Linked DNA regions of Homo sapiens: region 1 is linked to region 2. A link is an interaction called in ENCODE POLR2A ChIA-PET data of the cell type or tissue named here. Cell type or tissue: PC-3. All regions are shown on one strand.

What was found. Peaks named below come from ENCODE experiments on the same cell type or tissue, not always from the same donor. Only the 100,000 strongest peaks of a DNase experiment are listed, where the experiment ranks them.
Region 1: POLR2A ChIA-PET joins it to region 2 with 5 read pairs; 3 of 35 experiments call an interaction of 5 or more read pairs at or near these places.

Annotation. Positions count from the first base shown.
Region 1 is chr7:79,600,608-79,605,607 of GRCh38, reverse strand. No RefSeq gene overlaps it. Among named protein-coding and RNA genes, the nearest start is that of MAGI2, 150 kb to the right of the region's middle. In PC-3, no CTCF peak of the experiment used is centred here; no DNase peak of the experiment used is centred here.
Region 2 is chr7:79,459,771-79,464,770 of GRCh38, reverse strand. All of the region lies in intron 3 of MAGI2-AS3 (MAGI2 antisense RNA 3), which reads right to left. Among named protein-coding and RNA genes, the nearest start is that of MAGI2, 8.6 kb to the right of the region's middle. In PC-3, no CTCF peak of the experiment used is centred here; a DNase peak (open chromatin) is centred at 2,870; H3K4me3 peaks cover 490 bases; H3K27ac peaks cover 1,054 bases.

The sequences.
Region 1 (5,000 bases), 140 kb before region 2:
TTTTGGTGGAGTCTTTAGGATTTTCTATATAGAAGATCATGTCATCTTCAAACAAGGACAATTTGACTTCCTCCTTTCCAACTTTTATTGCCTTTTATTTCCTTCTCTTGCCTAATCGCTCTGGCTACGACTACCAGTAAAATATTGAATATGAGTGTTGAAAATAGGCAAGCTTGCCGGGAGTGGTGGCTCACACCTGTAATCCCAGCACTTTGGGAGGCCAAGGTGGGTGGATCACCTGAGGCTGGGAGTTCGAGACCAGCCTGACCAACATGGAGAAACCCTATCTCAACTAAAAATACAAAATTAGCCAGGCATGGTGGCACATGCCTGTAATCCCAGCTACTTGGGAGCTTGAGGCAGGAGAATCGCTTGAACCCAGGAGGCGGAGGTTGCGGTAAGCTGAGATCATGCTATTGCACATTGCACTCCAGCCTGGGCAACAAAACTGAAACTCCACCTCAAAAAAAAAAAAAAAAAAAAGTAGGCATCCTTGTCTTGTTCCTAATCTTGTCCTTATCTTAGAGAAAAAGCATTCAGCTTTTCCCTGTTTAGTGTGGTGTTAGCTGTGAATTAGTCATACATGGCCTTTATTGTGTTGATTTTCTATTTTTTTCCAAAATTTAATCTCGGCCCATTTTAAGTGTCCAGGAAGTTAACTATTTCTCTGATCTCAAACTTGTTGGCATATAGTTCAAATAGTCTCTTATGATCCTTTGTATTCACATGATATCAGTTGTAATGTCTCCTTTTTCATCTCTGATTTTAATTATTTGGATCTTTTCTCTCTCTTTTTTTTTTTTTTTGTCTAGCTAAATGTTTCTTGATTTTGTTTATCTTTAAAGAAAACTCTTCGTTTTGTTGATCTTTTGGGTATTTTAAGTCTCTGTTTCATTTATTTCTGCTCTGAGCTTTATTTCCTTTCTTCTAATAAACCAAAAGCGTTTTTGTTTTTCTAGTTTACACATTCTTATCCTTGTTTCCCTAGTTCTTTGAGGTGCATAGTCAGGATGTTTATTAGAAATCTTTCATCTTTTCTTTTTAGATGTAGGCATTTATTGCTATGAACTCCTCTGTTAGAACTACTTTTGTTGTGTCCCACAGGGTTTGGTATGATACGCTTCTATTCTCATTTGTCTCAAGAAATTTTTTTTGAATGTATTTTGGTATTTATTTCTATTCTTATAAGCAGTATGTTTATTCCTTGTCTCAAGAAATTTTTAAATTTTCCTTTAAATTTCATCATTGATTCTTCGGTTATTTAAAAGTGTGTTGTTTAATTTCCATGTATATGTAAGATTTCCAAAGTTTTTCTTCTATCATCTTTGTTTGCACACTTTGATGAAGCAAGCCTCCATGTAGGAGATGACAATAGAGCTCCAAAATGTGAGGGTGGCCTCCAGGCAGAGGCCAACAGGGCTCATTCTGTAAGCTCCTGGGCAGAGCTTAACAATACTACCAACAACCACTGACTGAGCTTGAGGATGGAACACTTCCAAATTAATTTAACGAGGCTCATATTACCTTGATACTGAAACTAGACAGGAATAGAACGAAAAAAGAAAGCTTCTACCAATATTCTTTACAAATAGACACCAAACAATCTTAACACAATATTAACAAATACAATTCAGCAACATATTTAAAACAAATTATACACCATAATCAAGTTGGTTTTATTCCATGGATGCAAGTCTTGTTCAATATTAAAAAGTCAATCAGCTAAATAAAAAAATCACATGATAATTAATTGTTGTAGAAAAAGCATTTGACAAAATTAAACACCCATATATGATTAAAAAAAAAGTATCAGAAAAAATAGGATCAGAATGGTACTTCCTCAACTTGATAAAGAATATCTACGAACACCATACAGCTAACATTATACTTGATGGAAAATGGAATGATTGGTCTCTAAGATTGAGGAGAAAGCAATAGTCTTCATCCTTATCATTTTTATTTAATGTAATAGTAGATGTTCTAGTCAGTGCAAAAGGGCAAAAAAAAAGAAATAGCAATCATAAAAATATAATTCTTCATATTTGCATATGACACAATAGTCTACATATATATTGCCTCTATCATGACTGTATCAGGCTCAACATCTTAAGTGTCATATTGTATTATAGTTTTGCAGATTTATCACTGGGGAACCAGGTAAATGGTACCTGGGATATCTCTGTACTGTTTCTTATACATGCACATGAATCTACAATTTTCTAAAACTAAAAAGTTAAATTTAAAAAAGGATTATGTTTAAAAACATTTTTAACTTCAGATATTGTTGCATTGTGCTTGAATATGTATAAGAATTGCATAATAAAAAATCCTAAATGTTCATCAATATGGGGATAGCTAAATAAATGATATGACATCCATTTGTAATGCTATGCAGCTGTAAACAGAAATTAGAAATCTCTTCCTTTACTAGGGAGAGTTCTCAAAAAGAACATTATAATATACTAGCATTTGTGTATTTTAAGGAGATAGATATCTGTATTGACTTAAATATCTAGAAACGTAAATAATATCTAACTGGGAGTTGCTGTTTGTGAAAGGAGATGGAAATTGGGCAGATGGGGAATAGAAGATGGATGAAGATATTTTACTACATATTTTTGACATTTGATCTATAACATTATGTTACTTAATAACAAAACAAAATAAGTTATTAAAAATGTTCTGCCCATACTAAAATTCTAAGGATTAAAAACAGTGTGATACTAGCACAAAGATAAAAAGATGGAACAATAAATCAATGGAATAGAATATTCTTATTACTATAATGAAGGTGGTCTTCTGACCAATAGAGAAAGAATTATTCATTTGTGGTGAGAAAATAATTGATAGGATATTTGACAGATGGTAGAATTGAGAATTTCCATATACCATGCATGAAGCTGAACTCTGGAGGAAATAAAGAATTACATGCAAGCCAGGCGCGGTGGCTCACGCCTGTAATGCCAGCACTTTGGGAGGCTGAGGCGGGCGGATCACCTGAGGTCGGGAGTTCGAGACCAGCCTAACCAATATGCTGAAACCCCGTCTCTACTAAAATTACAAAAATTAGCCTTGTGTGGTGGCCGGCACCTGTAGTCCCAGCTACACGGGAGGCTGAGGCAGGAGAATTGCTTGAACCTGGGAGGCGGAGGTTGCAGTGAGCCGAGATCACGCCACTGCACTCCAGCCCGGGAGACAGAGCGAGACTCCGTCTCAAAAAAAAAAAAAAAAGAAAAAAAAGAAAACAGAATTACATGCAGAAGTTAAAGCCATGGAAAATCTGAACGTATATGTAAATGTGTGTTTCCCTCATTTCAAGATAATGGGACTTCATAGATTTGAGAAAAAAGGAAAAATTCATAGAGAAAGAAAAGAATGGTTTACATTAAAATAGATCACAGACAATAGCGTTCCAAGTTTCTATTAGATTAAAAATATTAGTCATTCTTAAGACAATATTTGATTTTACACATAAATGTGCACGTCACTATTTATGTGTGTCCATATAAATAGTAAACAGTGATTTGAGCCAAAATAAGAATTGGATTAATTTAATAGTATTTTTTTCCCTATGTTTGAATGCAACTAAACCACTGCAAATCAGTATAAATCAAACTAATAATATAAGTTTATGGGTATGCAAAAATATGATATAATTTATATGACAGAAACATGACAGAAACAGCATTTGGAATTGTGGAATTCTATGAAATATTTTTTTCTTTTTACTTCCTATATTTTCCAAATGCTCTGCTGTGAACATGTGTTGGTAATTTAATTTGGAGATATGTGATTTTTATGTAGTTTTTATACTACAAAGAAACTGAAAATTTTCTATAGTGGATATTTGATTTTGCTCCAACATCTAAACAGCTTGGAAGCTGTTTTGTGATTTTTTTTCTAGTGAAAAAAATCTAAACCAGCTAAAAATCAATGACTTTTGTTAGAGCCACCAGAGAATTGAGGTCATAGGGCAAATCATCACTCTGAAATATGTAAGGCAAGAGGCAAACACAGAGAATCACAGTTGAGATCAGGTTACCAGGAACAGAAGTCATTAGAGCTGGTAACTGATAACAACACTTAAATAGTAATTTTGACAAATCTTTTCAAAATTCTATTGGGACATTTATTTATTTTATTTATTATTTGATTTCCATAGGTTATTGGGGAACAGGTGGTGTTTGATTACTTGAGTAAGTTCTTTAGTGGTGATTTATGAGATTTTGATGCACCCACCAATCATCAGGAATCTTTAGAAGCAGGGCATGGACAAGCTTGACAATTAAAATTGCCTGGAAACCCTGTATTAGATGGGATCCTAGGTCCCTACTTTTGTGGTTACAAAGAAAGGCAGGAGTGAGGGCCTTCCTGGAGCCCCCACCAGACTGTCGCTATAAAGATCTAACAAAAATTCCCTCATATTTTAGACATGCTCAGGGGGGAATGAACCATTTTAAAAAATATGTCCAGATCATTGTCCCTAACAAAGGTCTCCCCTCGAAGGGAAGTTACTTTGCCAGAGTATTATCTGATGTTGGGAAAGGGCAAGGAGACCACTTCAGCATTTTCTACCCTTTCTATCTCACTACAACGACCAAAAAAAAGGCTAAGAAATACTTCTGAAGGTCACAGCCTAGAGACTCAAGTCAAGTAAAAACTGAAGATTTAATGACAAGATTATATAATCCTTCCTCTCCTCCCAATTTTACCATCATATCATCATGTTTCCAGTAATAACCATGGACTGCAACAGAGAGCTGCAATACACAAACTCATATTAGAAGAAATTCTTTGAGAAATAAAAATATGGGAGAAAAAAAGAGGAAACGAGAGGAAACTGGTCTCTGGTATCCACAGCTACAACAAACTTTAAAACAGAGTCTGTTAGGATGTATATTTATCCTAATGCATCCTATTACTTGACACATCATGTCAGCTTTCAACAAAAAGTTAAAAGGACATGTTAAGAGAGAAGGAAGAGAAATACAAACTGAAGA
Region 2 (5,000 bases):
ATGGTGGGAATGGGTTAGGGAAGTTTTAAATTTTAAGTGGGAACCAAATTGTGGAAACCCTTATGAACTAACCTAAGAAGTAGTATAACTGAAGGCATGAAAGAATCAAAGTGAAAATTACCTACTCTCTGGCAAGCCAACTTCCCACTTCAGGACATAGAGTAGGTAATTTTCACTTTCATTCTTGTATGCATGAAAAGAATTTTCATTTCTCCTGGGCCTGAAAAGTCTTTCCTCCAGATTTTTGTACAACTAGATACTGTTCATTATTCAAGTCCTGGCCTAAAACACTTCCTAAGAGAAGCTCTCCCTTACCATCCAGCTAAAGTAGTGCCACACTATCATATCCACCTGTTAACTTTCCATTTCCTTTGTTTGTAAAGCTTTCGATATAGAAACATACAATAAATACCAATTTTACAACTTCATGTAGCATACACAAACATCTCCTTGATTCTTGCAAATTAGACTGAGAAAATCGTGGAAATTGCTAAGCAACGTTTGGTGTAGTGCAAACTCTAGGGATTTGCTGGCTGGCAACATTCCCTTCATCCTGTAATGAACATATTTTGTTCAGTAGTAGCCATATGAGTATGACTAAAGCAAAGAGACCCATTCAGAGATATTTGCATTTTCTTAACACAGAAAGAAAACTTTAGTGCAAAATTATCAGATAGTATGATAAAACATAGTGAAACATTTTGGGGAGGGTGGAAAAGATGTTTCTAGCCCACTAAATCATACCTCATATGCAAAACTTTCTGCTTTTCAAGAGAGACCTACATTTGTCTCCAGAGAAGAGGACTGGGAAATAAATCTCCATTAGTCCTAGGAAATGTAAACTTCTTTTATTTAGCTTTTCCTGATGAAGTGTAGGTTCAGGGAATTTTCATATATAAACCATTATCCTTTAAAATATGTGGGGGCTTATAAACGTAATATATCTGTTGTTCTTTGGTCTGTAAAATATTTCAATAAATTATTGAACTCTTGAAGCCACGAAATCAAACAAACTAAATATATGGTGTCTTTTACTTCTTCAATTTTCATTTTAAAATCCCCAAACACCTATTGTTAACAAATGAAGGAAACATTTCCTTATTTCCTGATCATCCCTACCAAAATATTGTTGACAATAGAAAAAAATTAATTATGGCCTATAGTAGGAAGCATAGTCATTAACAGTATGTCCTGGAAATTTTAAAATTTTATTAAAATGCCTAATCTCTACACTATAAAATATATGCAAACAATAAACTAGATTGGTATATGCAAACAATTTAAGATTGAAACTAGATAGGATTAATTTATAGAACATATATAGCTATTAATTGATCAATATCTTAATGAAAATTAACAGTGCATAAAAATATTCATAATTGTCCTTAAAGAACATGAACTAGGCCGGGCACCGTGGTTCACGTCTGTAATCCCAGAACTTTGGGAGGCCGAGGCAGGTGGATTATCTGAGGTCAGGAGTTCAAGACCAGCCTGACCAACATGGTGAAACCCCGTCTCTACTAAAAACAACAACAACAACAAAAATAGAAAAAAATTAGCTGGGCATGGTGGCGGGCACCTGTAATCCCAGCTACTCAGGAGGCTGAGGCAGGAGAATTGTTTGAACCCAGGAGGTAGAGGTTGCAGTGAGCTGAGATCATGCTGCTGCACTCTAGCCTGGGTGCAACAGAGTGAGACTCCGTCTCAAAGAAAAAAAAAAAGAATATGAGCTAAATTTTATCACATATTTATGTAAAATTTTGAATTGTATCATACGTATTTATTCACAGCATACTTTTATTTACCAAAGTACATCGTACATTATACAAATCTTAATTACATTTACATTATACATTTATAATATTAAAATTGTGCGAGTAGTCTTCAAATATCTGACAACTTTGGGGTCAGTGAATTATTTAAGAAAAAACTCAGAAGAGTTTTGAAAAAGGAGCAGGTGTGATTCTACAAATTCAATATGAGGCACCAGTGGGAGAAGTCAATTGGATGAGCACATGAAATATTAGGAGTGCTCGTGAGGGGGAAGTAACAGGTCTATTGTGTGCAGTGCTGGGCAGGCTGCATATGGAGAATGTGTTAAAAGAGCATTTGCAAACTTAAGCATTACTTGAAGATATTAAACAGAATGATGGAAGCCTGGTCTTTGATTATTTATTGCTGACATATGCATTGCAGTGATGGCATTAATGCCTAATGATTAAGCTAACATGAATTGACAATGAACAAGTCATGCTTTATAAATAAAAAATGCATGTTGTTTGATTTGACTCATTCTTTGTGAACCTATGCTAGCTTCATATTCTTTCTCTCGATGTCCTATTTTTTTGGTCTATAGTTTGTGAGGTTCACCTTTTTCCTCTTTAGAAAATGGTGATAGCTTTGCTTTTCAACTGACTCCCCTAATGTCCACTTTTCTTCAGAGATTACAGACAATGGTTTTCCAAATCTCCTTATTCTTTTATTGCCTTAGGATCTAATTGCAAGCAGTTGAAAGATTAAAATCCTCTAAAGAAATTAAATTATTTCTAATTATCCCATGACCTGTTTTAAACTACAATTTTCTCTTAAAGAAACTTACCCTCCATTTTTCTTTTAAAATTACTCCCTGTGATAGAGAAAGTAGGAGACAACTGTCTCAAAAATCTGCTTGCTCCTCTTGATCTATTAAAATACCATTAAAAATTTTGGGTTTACTTTGCTGGTGTCAGTTGATTTTGTGCTTACTATAATAGATCCATTTGACCCTTTCATATTCATTGATATGTACATGTACTGTTTTTTCCTACTACTGTAGTTTCTCTTATTCATTCAACCTCAGTGAGGAATACAAACATGAGTCATGCTCTCAAAGAAGCCTAGAAGTAAGGCTGAGATATGTCAACAGTGTTGTAATGCAAGCCAGGAAGAAACATGATAAAAGGTTCCAGTAGCATGTACTAAGAGTTCAGTAGATAAGGTTACTTTAGGTGATTATGTATAAATTTTAAAAAAACTTTCTATACGGGCTTTATTTAAGCTGGACTTCTAAAGAATCCCCTATCCAAGAAAATGGTTGGGCCTTAATAGGTCTATAAATTACATGAAATTATATGTAATATTTGGAAAATATGTGTATGCAATATAGAATGTATATATTGTGATAGAGAGAAAAGGGCAGAATAAGACTACTAGTATTCATCATATTCTGAAAGACATCCACACAGAGTAGTGTTTGGAGAGTTTTGCAACATTATTAAAAGAGTATGATTAGAATTACATTCTCATTGCTTCCAAATGTTCATCAGTGTTTTTGCTTCTCAACAATCTAAGCAAGCATGATGAACTTTTCATTGAATTTCTTGAAACATGCTTTTCCAGAGACTAGAAAACACATCTGATTGTTCCTTACTATTTTGCAATATAATATGTTCATTTCCTTCCCCAAATCTTTTCTTCACCTACAAGTTCACTGATAAAAATTAAGCCTATAATATTATTCCTTTGTTTCCTTTCACTTTCTGGGAATTGAAACTGTTGTCATTTTAAATCAACAATAAAATTATATTAAAAATAAGGGGCAGAATTAGAATATGGGCACTAGATATCTTATTAAAATAACAGAATACTCAACTTTTTTTTAATTGTATGGAGACTGATGGGAAACTGAATTCATACACTGAGAAGAGCTACAGAGAATAAAAAGAACAAATTAATATGTGCATTTAGAAAGCAGAGGGAATAGTAATATAAAAAAGGAGTTAAAAACATAAAAGTAGAGATAAGTAGTGTTTCACAGAGTTTTCTGTAAGGGTAAGTGCACGAAAAATGGCAAGATGGTTTTAAAAGATTTAGAATTCACAAAGTAGAAAGTGACAGAAATTGAACTACTCACTTAAATTTAAAAAGAGACGGGGGGATAGATTCAGCTACTTGATGGCATGAAATCAAAGTACTTGAATTTTTGAAGTGTATTTAAAAATCTAGTAAAGAATGCCTACAATTACAAAAGGTATGAGATTGTCTTTTTGAGTTTAGTAGAATATAAACTGACGACAAAAGACTGACAGGCACCAAATAAGTAGAGTGTAAAACAACAACAAAAAAAAGAAAGATAAATTCAGGTAATGATATTCAAGCAGTATGACTGCATAAGATTGCATAAGAAAGAATACATTTCCAAATCCAAAACAATATCATCCTGTTGTATTATATGCATATATTGAATACAATAACAAAAGTATCAAGAGTTCTTATTAAAGCACCCATTATCATTTATGTAAAATATTGCAAGACTTTAAAGTCACAGAACAAAACATATTTTTTCCCCATTATCTTTTTTGAGATGATCACATTTCTTCACACTTTGTGAACTGCGTAGTTAAGATGGAGCAATGATTTGAACTATTTGCAAATGCAGTTCCTTCCCCACTCTTTATATACTGTTTGGGCCATGAATCTATGGAAAGAGGTGTTTTACAAGAACGAAAGTCACATCATTCAGGACTTTCTAGCATAAAATGATCTAATATGCTTAGATTTAAGTGGTCAGATTTTGCCCCTTCCTCCCTTTCCTCTCCATGTTCCCAGATCATTTCCAGAGAGATAAGTAACTAATTGACAGTGTTGTTTGAGAGTAAATTCCTGAGTTATATAGAAGTTGGAACAATTATTCCCTCATAAAACTAAAACAAATTCTACAATAGTTACATGAAATGCAGAAGCACAATCAATGAACATTAATTCTTGACTGAAATGAAACAGCCCTGGTGTTTTCATGCAAACTTAGCTGCTATAAACCTAAAAGATGCAATCACCAAAAGATGTGAAGTCTTGAGGTAAAGATTAGCACTATAAATGCCATTTGATATCAGATGAAATATGCATTTCTGTACATGTGTTTAGAAGAATCTAAGCCCCTAAAACTTCTCCTCACTAACCCCAAGATGCCTGAATTTCTCAACATTAAGTTTTCACATCGTAATACAGTTTTCTTTCCTGGT